Regions from separate parts of the Homo sapiens genome. Here region 2 is linked to region 1. Evidence: chromatin contacts called from ENCODE Hi-C or POLR2A ChIA-PET data. All regions are on one chromosome and are shown on one strand. The core of a region is the stretch at or near the end of the contact, and the rest is flanking DNA. Distances in the headings are between cores, read along the strand shown. Region 1 holds the start of TRABD-AS1 (TRABD antisense RNA 1). Region 2 holds the start of MAPK12 (mitogen-activated protein kinase 12).

What was found. A loop is a pair of places that touch in the nucleus more often than their neighbours do. ChIA-PET counts read pairs that join two places held with the same protein, here RNA polymerase II (POLR2A). Pooled maps may share reads with other maps.
Region 2: a pooled map shows a loop between it and region 1 (3-fold over the local background). The contact joins the promoter of MAPK12 here to the promoter of TRABD-AS1 in region 1. A Hi-C loop is called at or near these places in 3 of 168 maps with a recorded cell type or tissue (CD8-positive, alpha-beta T cell and gastrocnemius medialis), 2 of 37 single-sample maps with no recorded cell type and 8 of 50 pooled maps. POLR2A ChIA-PET finds 5 or more read pairs at or near these places in 14 of 52 experiments (CD4-positive, alpha-beta T cell, CD4-positive, alpha-beta memory T cell, CD8-positive, alpha-beta T cell and 10 more).

What each region holds. Positions count from the first base shown.
Region 1 is chr22:50,198,094-50,202,218 of GRCh38, forward strand. It overlaps TRABD-AS1 (TRABD antisense RNA 1), which reads right to left and starts at 2,690. Exons shown (of 2, transcript NR_186698.1): 1 at 1,983-2,690; 2 at 995-1,235. It overlaps TRABD (TraB domain containing), which reads left to right. Exons shown (of 10, transcript NM_001320485.2): 9 at 1-93; 10 at 252-1,502. The coding sequence ends at 426. It overlaps SELENOO (selenoprotein O), which reads left to right and starts at 2,918. Exons shown (of 9, transcript NM_031454.2): 1 at 2,918-3,497. The coding sequence starts at 2,944. RefSeq lists silencers at 2,238-3,177, 3,308-3,387 and an enhancer at 3,748-3,987.
Region 2 is chr22:50,259,049-50,263,149 of GRCh38, forward strand. MAPK12 (mitogen-activated protein kinase 12) reads right to left here and starts at 2,635. Exons shown (of 12, transcript NM_002969.6): 1 at 2,337-2,635; 2 at 2,119-2,248. The coding sequence starts at 2,461. RefSeq lists enhancers at 1-226, 951-1,451, 3,021-3,752 and silencers at 1,874-2,053, 2,204-2,573, 2,604-2,913, 2,924-2,973.

The DNA.
Region 1 (4,125 bases), core at 1,440-3,939:
CCCCTCCGTGGTCGTGGGCGTCGTGGGCATGGGCCACGTGCCTGGCATCGAGAAGAACTGGAGCACCGACCTCAACATCCAGGAGATCATGACGTGAGTGCCCGCCCCTCCCTGCAAGCCCCACCCCACAAGCCCCCAGGTGGAGGCTGAGCGCCCTGGAGGCCAACCACATGCGGCAGTGACCCAGGCATGGGGGCTGGGGTATGGGGAGCCCACCCCCAGCCAGGCCCAGCGCCCCCTCCCTCCCACAGCGTGCCCCCGCCGTCCGTCTCCGGCAGAGTGTCTCGGTTGGCCGTGAAGGCCGCCTTCTTCGGCCTGCTGGGCTACAGCCTGTACTGGATGGGCCGCCGCACCGCGAGCCTGGTCCTGTCGCTGCCCGCCGCGCAGTACTGCCTGCAGAGGGTGACCGAGGCCCGGCACAAGTAGGAGACTGCTCCCCGCCCGCTCGGGCCCCTGAGGAGCCAGTGCCCCCGCGGCACTTCTGGGTGCCAGGTGCATCCTAGCCCGCCCGAGGCCCCTGCCACCCCCCATGGGGGTCTGGGCCCGGCCTCGCCTGCCCTCCTGGGCCAGTCACCCCTCCCCCAGCCCACCCAAATAAAGGATTATTTAACTGTCTGAGCTCAGGCCTCCCGGCAGCCCCTCCCCTCCCACACTGCAGGGGCCGTTCCCCAGCTTCTGGACAAGACACCCAGCTCCGAGGGGGCAGGGGCTTATAGGAGGGGCCGAGGCGTGCGCTGCCCTCTCAGCCCTGGTGGCAGGCGGGGGACAATGGCCACTGTCCCTACCTCACTGTGCCTTCCTGTGCTCCGGCCACAGGAGCGTCGGCCCAGGGGCGGCTCCTGGGGGCTCCAGGGCAGGCGAGACTGGGAAAGGCCCAGCCCTGGAGCTCCAGCCGACCCCACCGTGCCCCTGGCATCCTGGCCCTGGCCGCCACCTCCCTGGCACCGTCTGCCTGCAGGGATTCTGTGTTTTTGGCTTTTTTAATGTCTTAAAATCTTTTACTCAGGTAATTTTAATTTCAGAGAGAAAAACTGAAGTAAATGTCAAAAAACACCAGCCTTAAATCCAAAGGGAGAGAATTCGTGTTCTTGGGTCTGTCCCGAGTGGGCTCGCGTGCAGCCAAACATCAGCTCTGGGTCCAGGCGTGGCCTCAGCTGGGAGCCTGTGTCCTGAGCCCCCGGAGCGAAGGGGTGCCTGGGGCATCTTGGCCCTCTCTGGGCAGACAATGTGTGCACCTATGTGGAAGGCCAAGGACATGGGCTGTGGCCAGGCCTGTCCCGCTCAGGCCCCCTGCCCGGCGGCCGTCTGTGTGCGGGGCCTCCCTCCTGGCTGTCCAGGACACAGCCCGTGCAGCCCCAGCCTGGACCCAGGCCATCTCTGGTTGTGTCTGTGCCGACTCGGTGTTGAATCAAATCAGGTGTGCGTCAGGAGCCGGCTGTGTCCTTCCTGCCACACTCGGGGATTCATTCCTTAGAAACTGAAATAAATTCTAATTTTGGAAACTCCTGTTTTGTGACGTGTGAACATGGGGTTCAGGTAATGAAGGATCCCTGCCTCTTCCCCCGTGCTCCAGTGCAGCGGGTACTCGTGGCCCTGCCGGGGCCCTGGGGGAAGGAACCTGCCTGGTTTCCAGCAGAAGAGACAGAGTCGGGTCCCTCCATGCTGACCTGTGGGACCCTTCTCACCCACCAGGTGGGACGCAGGTGGCCTGCTGACACTCAAGACCCTCCATACCCAGTCCCACCAGATTCCAGAGTGTGGACCAGACTGAGCCAGACTGGGGCCCCAGGGGGTCGAGGAGACAGATCAGGAGGGCCCAGGGCCTGGGGAATGGGGAGGGGTAACACCTGCCAAGGAGGATGCTGGGAACGGGCGCCCAGAGCGGCCGGGGGGAGGGGGCTGCTGAAGAGGGAACGGTTGCTGTGGGCTGCAGAGGAGGGTTGGGCACGGGGACCTCACCACATTATCCCTCATCCAGTTACCTGCCCAACGCACGCGGAGGGTCCTGAGGGCTTCACCCGCAGCCCCAAAGGGGCAGAGCTGGGGTCACGCAGAGTCTCGGAAGCCCACGCTGTGGCCCCAGGAGAAGCTTCTGGATGTAGCTCCTGTATGTGAAGGGTGGGCTCGCGCCGCTGCCGGAATAAAGGGAAACCACAGGCAGGAGGGAGGCGCGTCCAGGATCCGCGGCCACCGGCCTCTCAGACAGTCCTCTGGGGCCGGGGCCGGAGGAGATGGAAAGCGGGGGCACCACAGACTCATCTGAACCCCCGCGTTCATTCGGACACACAGACCCCAAATTCCTCCCCCAGGGGTCGGGTCCCTCAAGCCAGCCGAAGACCCCGGTGCCCGCCCAGCCCTCCGGGAGGGTCTGCGCCTGCGGCCTCGCGGGGCCTCTCCGAGCCCGGGCGCTGTTCCATGGGCGGGGCACAGATCCAAGGCCCCTTCCCTCCTAGACGGCAGGCGAGGGGCCCGAGAGGCCGGAGGCCAGGGGACAAGGTCCCCGAGAGGCGGCGCGAGGCTCCGGCGGCCCAGAACCGCGGCGGGGTCCGGGTGGGGTCCCGGCCGCCCGTGGGGCGCGGGGCTAAGCCCCGGCCCGACCCGAACGGACGCGGGCCTCGGTCCCCGCTGCCGGCGCCGGTGCAGCCGAGGAAATCCGGGGCTGCCCGAGCGGGGTCGTCGCTGGCGGTCTCGGAGGCGTTCCCATCTGTCACCCCGTTCGCATCAGCGCGCGCCCCGTGACGCCGACAGCCACCCCGGACGCCTCCGACCCTCCGGCCGGGAGATGCGGATAGACGGACGAGGCAGCCAATTAGAGCCCGGCCAGACACCGCGACCCCTCCCCCCACCCGCCCCACTCTCGCCCACTGGCGATTGGGTTGCGGGACGCGCGGGGCGGGGCTTCCGGGCGGGGCAGGCTGGCTTCCGGCGGGAGCGGGGCCGCGGATGGCCGTATACAGGGCAGCGCTCGGGGCTTCGCTCGCGGCTGCCCGACTCTTGCCCCTCGGTCGCTGTTCCCCGTCGCCGGCGCCCCGCTCTACGTTGTCGGGCGCCGCCATGGAGCCCGCGCCTCGCTGGCTGGCGGGGCTGCGCTTCGACAACCGCGCCCTGCGCGCCCTGCCCGTGGAGGCGCCGCCGCCCGGTCCCGAGGGCGCCCCGTCCGCGCCGCGGCCCGTGCCCGGGGCCTGCTTCACCCGCGTGCAGCCCACCCCGCTGCGGCAGCCGCGCCTCGTGGCGCTGTCAGAGCCCGCGCTGGCGTTGCTGGGCCTGGGCGCGCCGCCCGCGCGCGAGGCCGAGGCCGAGGCCGCGCTGTTCTTCAGCGGCAACGCGCTCCTGCCGGGCGCCGAGCCCGCCGCGCACTGCTACTGCGGCCACCAATTCGGCCAGTTCGCCGGGCAGCTGGGCGACGGCGCCGCCATGTACCTGGGCGAGGTGTGCACGGCGACCGGCGAGCGCTGGGAGCTGCAGCTCAAGGGCGCCGGGCCCACGCCCTTCTCCAGGTGGGCCGGGGCGGGCGAGGGGCGCGGGTGGGTCCTCCCCGCCGGGGCGCCCCTTCCCTCCGCCCGGCGCGGTGTTGGGGGCGTCCGGCGGCTACTGCCAAGTGGGGCCTCCCCTGCACCCGCGGGAGCGCGGTGCTGGCAGCCGCCCGCGCCCTGTGCTTATCAACCCGCCGAGGACCTTGGAGTCAGCTCCACCAGGGACGCCGCTCATGTTTACCGACGTTCGCTGGGGCTCCAAACCCAGGGGCGGGAGCCGGGATGAGAGGTTAGGCTAACCCTAACCCTAACCCCGCAGGTCCCCAGCCTTCCTCCGATCGCTCGTGGGGCGGGCCGCTTCGTCCAGCAGCCTCGCTCTGCGACTGACTTCACGGAGGCCTGGCCCTGACTTCCCTGCGGGCAGCCCTTTTTAACCCCGAAGTGAGGTGGGCATCGTTTAGATTTCTGTGGGGGGGCACACAGGTGGTCTAATAAGGCAGGATCTGGGTCCAGATGCCGCCAGGCCCACCGGGGAGCCGTGCACGCGCCACCTGCCTCCTGTGTATAGACAGCGCTTGGGTCTGTTCTGCTCTTTTCTACTAAACAATGTACTTACTCCATATTCTTTACTGCTTTTGTGAATGACTAGGAA
Region 2 (4,101 bases), core at 1,385-3,884, 61 kb after region 1:
GAAGTTTGGCTTTGATCCCAAGAGACGGGGACGATTTAAATGGGGACGTGAGGCTAAATGCGTCCTCCTGGCCGTGGTGTAGGAACCGGCCAGAGTGAGGTAAGAATGGACACAAGCTGGAAGGACAGCTCCGCCGGAGCCACGTGGGCCAGAGCCATGGGCAAGAATGTGGAGGGAGGAGGAGAGGGAACAGAGGGGGTGTCCAGGGGGCAGCGGGGACTGTGGACATGAGAGCTGGAGGGTGCCCGGGAGAGTGCTTTAGCAGAAGACGGAGAGCAGGGTCCTGTGGGCTAGGGGCCACAGGACTTGGCCTGGCCTCTGTGGTATGGGGGCTGGCCTGGAGAGGGAGGCGGCCTGGCAGGACTGAGGCCTGTGGCAGAGCCTCCTCCCCCGCTGAGCAAGGCACGTGGCCTCACAGAGCTTCAGTCTCCCAGGAAGATGGGGTTCCAGGGAAAGAGCCTCAGCTGCAGGCCAGGAGCCCAGGGGGTGGGCCCACAGGCACAGCGGAGATCCCAGCACAGCGGGGCGGTGGCTAAAGAAAAGCCCCGGTGGAGCCCGGCGCGGTGGCTCACGCCTGTAACCCCAGCACTTTGGGAAGCCGAGGCGAGCAGATCACTTGAGGTCAGGGGTTCGAGACCAGTCTGCCCAACATAGTGAAACCTCATCTCAACTAAAAATACAAAAAATTAGCCAGGCGTGGTGGCGCGCGCCTGTAATCCCAGCTACTGAGGAGGCTGAAGCAGGAGAATCGCCTGAACCCAGGACGCGAAGGTTGCAGTGAGCTGAGATCGTGCCATTGCACTCCAGCCTGGGCAACAAGAGCGAAACTCGGTCTCAAAAGAAAAAAAAAGAAAAAAAGCCCCAGAGCGCTTGGCTGGATGGGGCAAGGCACGGGTGGGTGAGTGGGTGGGTGGGAGCAGGGGGCCGTGGGGAAGGCTGCAGTCCTGGGGCAAGGCCTTGGTGTGATGGGCGGGTGGTGGGGGGGTGCGGTGCCGGCGAAGTGGGGGCAGGGCTGGGTGTGACGGGGTGTCGAGGTGCGGGCAGGGCTGGTGTCCACTGCAAATGGATTTCACAGGGCCCAGGGTAGTGAGCTGGGGGTCAGGGTGGGCATGGGAAGCCTCAGAGAAAAAGACCCATCCAAGGGGCTGAGGGAGTAGCGGTGGCCAGGAACCGGGGGACGGGGCACTTTGCTGGTGGACGGGGCACTTTGCTGGTGGACGCAGGGACTCGTTCTCCCAAGGCACCGGTGGCTCAGATGACCCAGGAGGGTCCAGAGCATCTCACCCTGTAGGTAGGGTCCGGGTGCCCAGACCACCAGCCCTCAGGCTGGGCCCAGACCAGGGGGAGGGCAGGAGTGACGTGGGGGGCAGTGGACAAGTGGGACTGTATCCAGAAACCAGAGCACCCCTGGCAGAGAGATCGGGTTCTTAGCAGCCAGCCACCGCCATGGGAGAGGCCCAGGGCAGCTGTACGTGGCATCTCACTGGAAGGACTGGAAAGGATGGGCCCCCACAACGCACAGGAGGGTGTCTGTGAGGCGGCCACCACGCCCAGTGCTCCTCAAACAGCAGCTCCCTAAACCCTTCACCCCCAGGGGCTCCTGAGGGTTCAACACACTCCCTGCGTTCTGGCGCCCCCCTCCTCCCCCTCCACCACCGGGTCGGAAGACTCGGGAGATGGACAGCAGCAGAGTGGGCTCCACAGAGGGGCTGGAAAGGGGATGGGGAAGAGGGAAGGTGCCCCTTCCAGGAAAATCCTCCCGCCGGGAGCATGCTCTCACCGCGGGCTTCCTGGCTGGGGGCAAGGCTTGGCGTGAGACCTGGAGGATCCCCTGGGCCTGGCCAAGTCGTGTTCCCTGACCAGGGCCTGGCTGAGGCGCCGAGTCAAGGGGCTGAGTCCTTCCCGGGGCTGGCGGAGGATGGGGAACGGCCCTTGGGGGAGTCGTCTCCCAAGGAGAGACAGGCCTTGCTCTCCTTCTCCCCTGGGGACCCACGGCCCGACCCCCGCCCGGCCCCACAGCAGGCTGCCTGGAGGAGGGGTTGCCGGGTGGGGGAACCCAGCCCAGCTGAACCAAGCCGAGGCCGCGGCGCCTTCCCGGAGCGGGGCCGCGCGACTCACGTTCTCGTGGCGCATGTGCTTGAGCAGGCGCAGCTCGCGGTAGGCGCGCTTGGCGAACAGCTCGGACTGGAAAGGCCGATACAGCTTCTTGATGGCCACCTTAGCGCCGGTGCGGCCGTCCACGGCCGAGCTGCGGGGCGGACCGCTTAGCGGGAAGGCCGGGCACCCCGCGCAGGCCCCGCCCGCCCCGCCGGCCGCCCCGCCCGGCCCGCGCTCACCACACCGCGCCGTAGGCGCCCGAGCCCACGGGCTGCAGGTCCCGGTACACGGCGCGCACCTCCCAGGCCGTCTTGGTCACCTCCTGGCGGTAAAAGCCACTGCGGGCGGGCGGCGGAGAGCTCATGGCAGGCCCGGGAGCTGCCCACCCCGCAGAGCCTGCGGGCGGTGCCCCCACGACCGGGGACGGGGCTCCCTCGGCGCGCGCCTCGGGCCGGCTCCGCGCCGCTCGTCCGCTCGCCCGCCCGCCCGCCGGCCGCTGGGGCGCTCCCGCTCCCGGCCCTTCCCTCAGGGATGTCCCAGGTGCCGACCCCGGCCCGACCCCGACCCAGGCTGCGCACGGCCCCTCCCCCGCCCGGGGACCAACCGGCCCGCGGGCGGCGCGCACGTGACGCCCTCGCCCGCCCTCCGGCCCCTCCGGAAACCCGAGGCGGCCGCCGCCGGGGGAGGGCCGGAGCCTGGGGAGGGCCGGAGCCTGGGGGGAAGCGCAGGGGGAGGGGAGCGCCGCCCCGCAGCTTCGTCCCCATAAAGGGCCGGACGCGGCGCGGAGATACCTCTGCCAGCCTCTCCCCTTTGGCTGAACTTCCCCGCCCTGGGGGGGTCTCAGCAGGAGCCCCCCCCCCCCCCCCCCGCCCGCTCCAGTCCTAACTCCCCACGGCTCCAGGGCGCAGGGCCCATCCTTGACAGCCTGAGCGCTGACTTCTATGGCAGCCGCAAGTCGGGCTGAGCCCTGTGTTCCCGGGGTCAACTTCGCAGGCCACCCCCAAGGATGCCCTACCACTGAGCCTGATCCATCCGTCCCCCAACAAGGGGTCCATCTGCACCTGTCCTGCCTGTATCCCTCTTTCTACACGGAGGGGTCTGTCCCCCAAACTCCTCAGGCTGCATCCCCAACCCCACTCCTGTGGCCACTGACCCCGGGCCTCTCAGTCCCATAGGTCCCCGTGGGCCCTTTTGGACCCCCAGCTCCTCCCCCTGCTCCCCCCATCTGTGGGGTGCCTGCTCCAAGCATTGCAAGTACTGGTGTCTCTGCCCATCCCACCCCTGCCTGTCCTGTCCTGCAAAACCCAGGCTGAGAGTGGCTGCACTCTCTCCAGCAGGGATGGGGACCTGCTGGGGCCCTCCGCCTGACCCCTCTGTGTGGGCATTGTCCTCCCATAGGTCTGGCCCCATCCTGGACCAGATGCTCCTGAGGGCAAAGCCCCACCCTGACACCCCTTCACCAGCCCAGGAACCTGGATCTCAGAAGGGATGTTGGGGCACCCCAGGAGCCCACTGGGCTGGTGGGTAACAGGATCCCTAGGGCCTTCTGCCCCGCCCTCCTGCCATGAATCAGCAGCTCAGCCGCTCAAGGGTGGTAGTAGCTTTACACCTGGGCTTGGGCCGTGCTCCACGGCATTCACCAGCTCGTGACCAGTGAGCGGGGCAGCCCAGGGCCACCCAAACCACAGCTGCCTGTGGCCCATACCCTTTGTGCCCTGGGCTGCCTGTGGCACTCCATCCACCTCTTCCAGGAAGCCCAGCTTCCACGCTGTCCCCCTTACTCCCCGTGGTGGGGCTCAGGGGTCCAGCAGGCCCTGCACGGACCAGGCTTCTGAGGTGGGGCTGTGTCACCATTCTCCTCCCACCCCCAACCGCCAACACTGGACTTCCCCCGGGATTGACCACTACACTGACCAGGCCCCAGGAGGCCCCCAACTCCCAGACGGTTTCCACCCCTACCCAAGACCCAAGCAAGGGCACAGACTGTCCCTGGTCCTTAGAGAC